2 separate regions of the Homo sapiens genome follow, and region 2 is linked to region 1. A link is a loop called in an ENCODE intact Hi-C map of the cell type or tissue named here. Cell type or tissue: left ventricle myocardium inferior. All regions are shown on one strand. Each heading gives the region's core, and the rest is flanking DNA. Links, peaks and the distances in the headings are about the cores only.

Region 1 (2,815 bases), core at 75-2,574:
GCGGTGGCTCACGCCTGTAATCCCAGCACTTTGGGAGGCTGAGGCGGGTGGATCACCTGAGGTCAGGAGTTCGAGACCAGCCTGGCCAACATAGTGAAACTCCATCTCTACTAAAAATACAAAAAATTAGCTGGGCGTGATGGCAGGCACCTGTAATCCCAGCTACTAGGGAGGCTGAGGCAGGAGAATCGCTTGAACCTGGAAGGCAGAGGTTGCAGTGAGCGGAGATCGTGCCATTGCACTCCAGCCTGGGCAATGACAGCAAAACTCCATCTTAAAAAAAAAAAAGGAAAGAAAAGAAAAAGAAAAGAAATTAAAAAGTTGGGAAACACTGCCCAAATACAAGTACATGTAAAACAGCCATTAAAAACTCCTCCAGTCTACCTTTTATTCCAATTTAGATCATTCAGTTCTAATTTCCCACATCTATTTTATCTTTCCCATCTAACAAGATTAAGTTGATACCTAACATCTTAGCAAAAGGCAAAAACTTAAAGAACTATGTCACATATGGTATCTTCATTTTAATCCAAATGTTCTTAATTTTAACAAACCACATTCAACTATGTACATATAAATTGACATTAAACTTATATCCAATCTTTAGAATTCTTAAGACAATTCCTTCTTTGAATTAGCCTGTGATCTCATCTTACAAAAGAGTTATGTATAGTTAAGGTCAAATTACTCTTTACAGTCTCCTTTAATAATAGAATTTGGCAATTCAACTGATACATTCTTCCAGAGCAACAAGTAATCAAAATCTAAAACTATTAAAGTATTATTTGCTCTATGGGAATTACTTATTACCTGTTGACTCAACCGTATCTGCTGAAAGACACAGAAATCCTACCAAAGTTAATTTAAGGACTTACCAATTTCCCTTGCAATTCTGACAGCTTCTTCTGCATCCTGTAAAAGCAGGAAATGAGACTCAACATTAATCCCATGAGGCATTGCACAATGTCTTTAGGGCAGTCATATATTGCACTACTGTCTCCTCCGATTCATTTAATGTTCAATTTTACTACCTTCTAACCCTTTTCATTCAGAGAAATGTAAAATTAATACCATAAGTGGAATGTAAATTCTACCTCATCATTATTATATTAAGAAACTCAAAGCAGTTGAAATGAGCTGGCAGGAAGCACTACCAGAATTGCCAATGATTTGGTGCAGTTGCCGGAATTTAATGGCAGAATTTAGATGTTTACAATCAATACTGAATCATAAATCAGGTCATTAAAGCTTGTCCGCAGCCAGCTTGTTTCTGTCCAATATTATGTGTCATGTTTTCCTAGATTCTGTCAGCAGGGGGAGTTGATTCTCTATTGTTTGGGAGTAGTTGATCGATTTTGCAGAAATATGAAAGTTAATTTCCAGTACCTACAGGAATTACGAATTGTTCCAAAAAATCCTTTTGGTAATCTGCATTACCTTTTCTTTTCTATTGTTTCTTTCTTTTTTTTTTTTTTCAGGTACATATTTTATCTCTACAATTGTATCTTGTTACATAAATTAAAAAAAAACTTTAATTTCAACGAACCAACTACTGGAGGAAAAAACTCCAAAAAGCAAAAGAAAGAAAATACCTTCCTAAACAGTAAGGGGTAAAAGTTTATCCATTTAAGGATTAGTTATTGCTAAATATTAACCAATGCCACTTCTACCTCTAAGAAGATGAAAAGACAAAAACTTCCCTTGAATCTAAGTAATTTCACTGATCATTAACCCTCACCTAACACATCCAACACAGGACACTGCTGAATCATTTCCCCAAATAACAATAAAGATAATGTTGAAATCTAAGCCTCCTTCGTGTGTGTGGGTATGTGTGGGGTGTGTGTGTGTGTGTGTGTGTTTGTGTAATTCAGTGACACAAACTAAACTACCACAAAGACTGACAATATTGTTTTGAAACCACAGCTGGTAAGTGTGACTGAATTTTTAGAAAATGACTAAAATGCTGAAGTGAAGCCCAGTGTTTTTTAAGCTTTTAAGCTAATACGTTTAAAATGTAGAGCAACCATGTCAGAATCCTCCGAGAAGGGGGCGGGGGGGGATGTTTATAACTGGTTCACTTATGTCTAATAAAAAAAAATCTTCTTTAAAGTTCTTCAGTACCTAATAACATCCCCTGAATAAGGAGGTTGGCAGGGGAAGTTGTCAGAAAAATTTAATTTCCTTTCATTAGCCAGTCTGCTCCACAAATAGGTGCTTGTTAAGTTCAAAGGGGTCCTGAAAGCGACATCAGTTTTAAGTTGTTTTTTTTTTTTTTTACTCCAAGCAGTCACATCTGCTAATGAGATTTTCCAAATAACAATTGTTTTCAAGTCAGAGATAAATCTATATCTCCCACCCTATGCCTTCCAAAATCAAGGTTTACTGCTTTATTACACGTTGCTGTTTTCGCTGACCCTACATTCTCCAAACTTTAGCTTAAAGGGATGAAAATCCATGAAAAGGGTCATTTAAGAATGTTAGTGGTTTCCACACATTGAGTTGGAAGGTTCTTTGTTCCAGCCAGTGACAGTTATTGGAGAATACTTCCCCTTAATAGCCTCTCTGTCAGGAAGTGTTAAACCTGCCAAATGCGAACAATTAGTGCCTCTTGAACAAAATACAGGAAGAGTGATGGCTGATGAAGACTGGATTATAATAAACCTAGAAGAAAACTTTTAACATTTCTTTCCAACGTGATGAGAGAAAATAAACTGCTATTGTAAAAAGTTCATCACTTGAGAGAACTAACAGGCAAGTTTTAAAAGGTAATTCAAAAATTCATTAGACATATTTTGTCACTTATTTGAATATA
Region 2 (2,815 bases), core at 180-2,679, 340 kb after region 1:
AAAAAAAACAAAAAAATCCAAAAAACCAAAAACAAAGAAATAGCAACTTTGGCAGCAAAATTTAATTTACTAACTAATTAAGCAGCCTCACTGACATTTCTACTTTGATTCCCAAAGTACAGTATTATCTGTCTGTGCACTCGGGGTCTCTCTCGGGGTCTCTCTGGTAAAATGGACACCGTAAATGTCCTGTGCCAAGCCCACAGTCGAGGAAGGATTGCGGAATGTCCTGCAAGCAGCTCATGGCCTAAGACATTCGATTTACCTCCAAAACACACACAGAATTAGAAAAACATAGTTTGCCCGTGTTGTTGTTTTCTTTCCTACATTTGTTATTTTTGCTTTTGGAATTGTAAGGGGAGGAAGGAAGAGAAGGTAAAATTACAAGGCAGAAGGAAGAATCTAGCAGGACTAGATGGAAGGAGAGATGATGCAAAGAACGGTGCCCATGGGGGATGGAGCTTGGGAGTGAGGCCCGCGGCCAAGAGGTGGTGTCGAGGGAGCCAGCTCAGCATGGCGCTGCAGCCTCTGTCCTTGGCGCTGGCATCCACATCATGCCTGCCCCGGGCCTTCTTCCCTCAGACAACCCAAGACATTTTCCAGCCATTCAGACCAGCCCCCAGCAGAAAATCCTGCAAAATGTGCAGGGGCATGTTGAGTCTGGGAGGCAGGTGCTCAGGGACCTACAGGGGCCGGGGGACATCAAGGTGTATTGCGAGGTGGCACTGGCCTGGTGGCAGAGCTTCCTGGCTGTGTTTTTGATGACTGGTTGTTTGAATTGTGATGAATTCGAGTATCTTTGCTGGGGTCAGGCACTGTCTCTGAGGGAGGCAGTTGCTGAAAAGGAGGCTTTGTTATTTTTCTCATTGTTTCAAAACACACATTTGGAGCTTGCTCACCCTGCAGCACTGATGAACTGGGGAACCTGATGTGGAAGCACGAATCTGAGGAGCTCGAGGGAGGAGGAAGCTGTGTGGTTTAGTGGAGAGAATTTGGAGAGTTTAGTGGTAGTCTTGGTTTTGCCAGCAGTGTGACCTTGAGCAAGTCCCCTAGCAGGTCCAATAGTTGCACAACTCCAGAAGGTGCCCCTAGCATTGCATTTTTTCTATGTGGATGGTGCCCCCTTCAGCCAGGAGTTGGTACTGCATAATCCTCCAGCCCTTAAGGGTCTGCAAGATCAGGGGACGGGACAAAATGATCAGATAAGAGTTTACAGTCAGAACATCTCCAGCACCGAGAGAAACTTCCATAGGCCAGCAGTGGAGCTAGGAGACTGTTAATAACAACGACAACAACAAAAGAGCAATGCAGCTCCCCAAAATGCACGTGGCTGTGGGAGTGTGCCGCCCTTTCTGGTATGTCCCAGAATTTGAACACGTTTTCCTGTGAGAGCATATACTTCATCTAGTAATGAAAGTAAATATGAAGGCCAGGCCAGGTGGCTCATGTGTGTAATCCCAGCACTTTGGGAGGCCGAGGCGGGTGGATCACCTGAGGTTAGGAGCTCGAGTCCAGCCTGGCCAACATGGTGAAACCCCATCTCTACTAAAAATACAAAAATTAGCAGGTTGTTGTGGTGTGCCCCTGTAATCCCAGCTACTTAGGAGGCTGAGGCAGGAGAATTGCTTGAACCCAGGAGGCAGAGGTTGCAGTGAGCCAATATCTCACCACTACACTCCAGCATGGGTGAAGGAGTGAGACCCTGTCTCAAAAAAAATAAATAAATAAAAATAAAAATAAAGGAGAAAATGGGGTTCGCTGCGTAGAAATGCATATTCCAACCAGCTCTGCGCAGTGGGATTCCCAAACTCTACTGTGCGCAGGTTTGGCCCCTGGGTGGAAGTCACTTGATCTTTACTGAATGCCTACTACGTGCCAAGCATGATGCTAGGTGCTTTAAAAATACTGTATTTATTTATTAGTTTTTCCTCTTTATTTTACATTCATTCTTTTAAAAAAATTATTTTAAAAAATTATGGTAAAATATAAGAAACAAGATTTACAATTTTAAGCACTGTGGCATTAAGTACATTCGTATCGTTGTGCCACCATAGCCCTCCTCTTCTCCAGAACTTTTTTCATCTTGCAAAAATGAAACTCAGTACCCATTAAACAGTAACTCCCCATTGCCCCACCCCCAACCCTGACAACCACCATATGCCAGGTGCTTTTGAATACAGTAGTTCATTTAATCCTCTGCCACAGGTTAGGAGCTCTAGAAGCAGATGCTCAGACAGAGTCTACGGTGCAAGATGCCAGGGAACAACATCCAGGAAAGGAAGGAGAATTCAGGATTAGTGTGAAGGAGAAGTTGAATGGCCAAGCAGACCCAACAAAGTCTTGGCTAACCCCACTGGAAACTCTGGCATGTGTGTCCCACCTCTGGCCAAAATGGTGGGGGGCCCTGGAAGGGTCTTGGGCAAGGCAGCGGGGTGGGGAGCTGTCTGCTGACTGCATCTCCCCAGCCCGGCAAGTGGGGATCCTGGAAGTGGCGCATCTCTCTGACTACCACATCCTCATAGGAACTCTTGGAGTTAGGTGTTTTTATTTGGGTAGCTGAAGAGACTGATGTTCAGAGAGAATAAATGGCTTCTTCTTCTGTCTGCACGTAACCTAACCCATTAGTGGTAGAGCCAGCATCAGAACCTAAGTGGAGGAGGGAGACTCAGGTCCTGATTTTAATGAATACATTTTCCACAAGCTCATGCTGGGGATGAGAGGCGAGAGCAGGAGAGGGATCAGAGATGTGTGACAATGTTCAATATTCAAGGCATCCACACTATTTTTTGGGGACACACACATCTAAACAACCACT

What was found. Hi-C counts contacts between places; a loop is a spot of excess contacts. Peaks named below come from ENCODE experiments on the same cell type or tissue, not always from the same donor. Only the 100,000 strongest peaks of a DNase experiment are listed, where the experiment ranks them.
Region 2: a loop joins it to region 1, with 3 times the contacts of the local background. A loop is called at or near these places in 13 of 110 quality-filtered maps.

The regions. Positions count from the first base shown.
Region 1 is chr13:100,233,939-100,236,753 of GRCh38, reverse strand. PCCA (propionyl-CoA carboxylase subunit alpha) reads right to left here. Exons shown (of 24, transcript NM_000282.4): 8 at 876-912. Among named protein-coding and RNA genes, the nearest start is that of PCCA, 150 kb to the right of the region's middle. In left ventricle myocardium inferior, for the core only: a CTCF peak has its summit at 1,308 (motif pointing right); no DNase peak of the experiment used is centred there.
Region 2 is chr13:99,898,839-99,901,653 of GRCh38, reverse strand. The region is part of intron 1 of CLYBL-AS3 (CLYBL antisense RNA 3); the gene reads left to right. It also overlaps a transcript of CLYBL not described here. Among named protein-coding and RNA genes, the nearest start is that of CLYBL-AS3, 57 kb to the left of the region's middle. RefSeq lists an enhancer at 516-1,092. In left ventricle myocardium inferior, for the core only: a CTCF peak has its summit at 1,125 (motif pointing left); no DNase peak of the experiment used is centred there; H3K27me3 peaks cover 2,500 bases.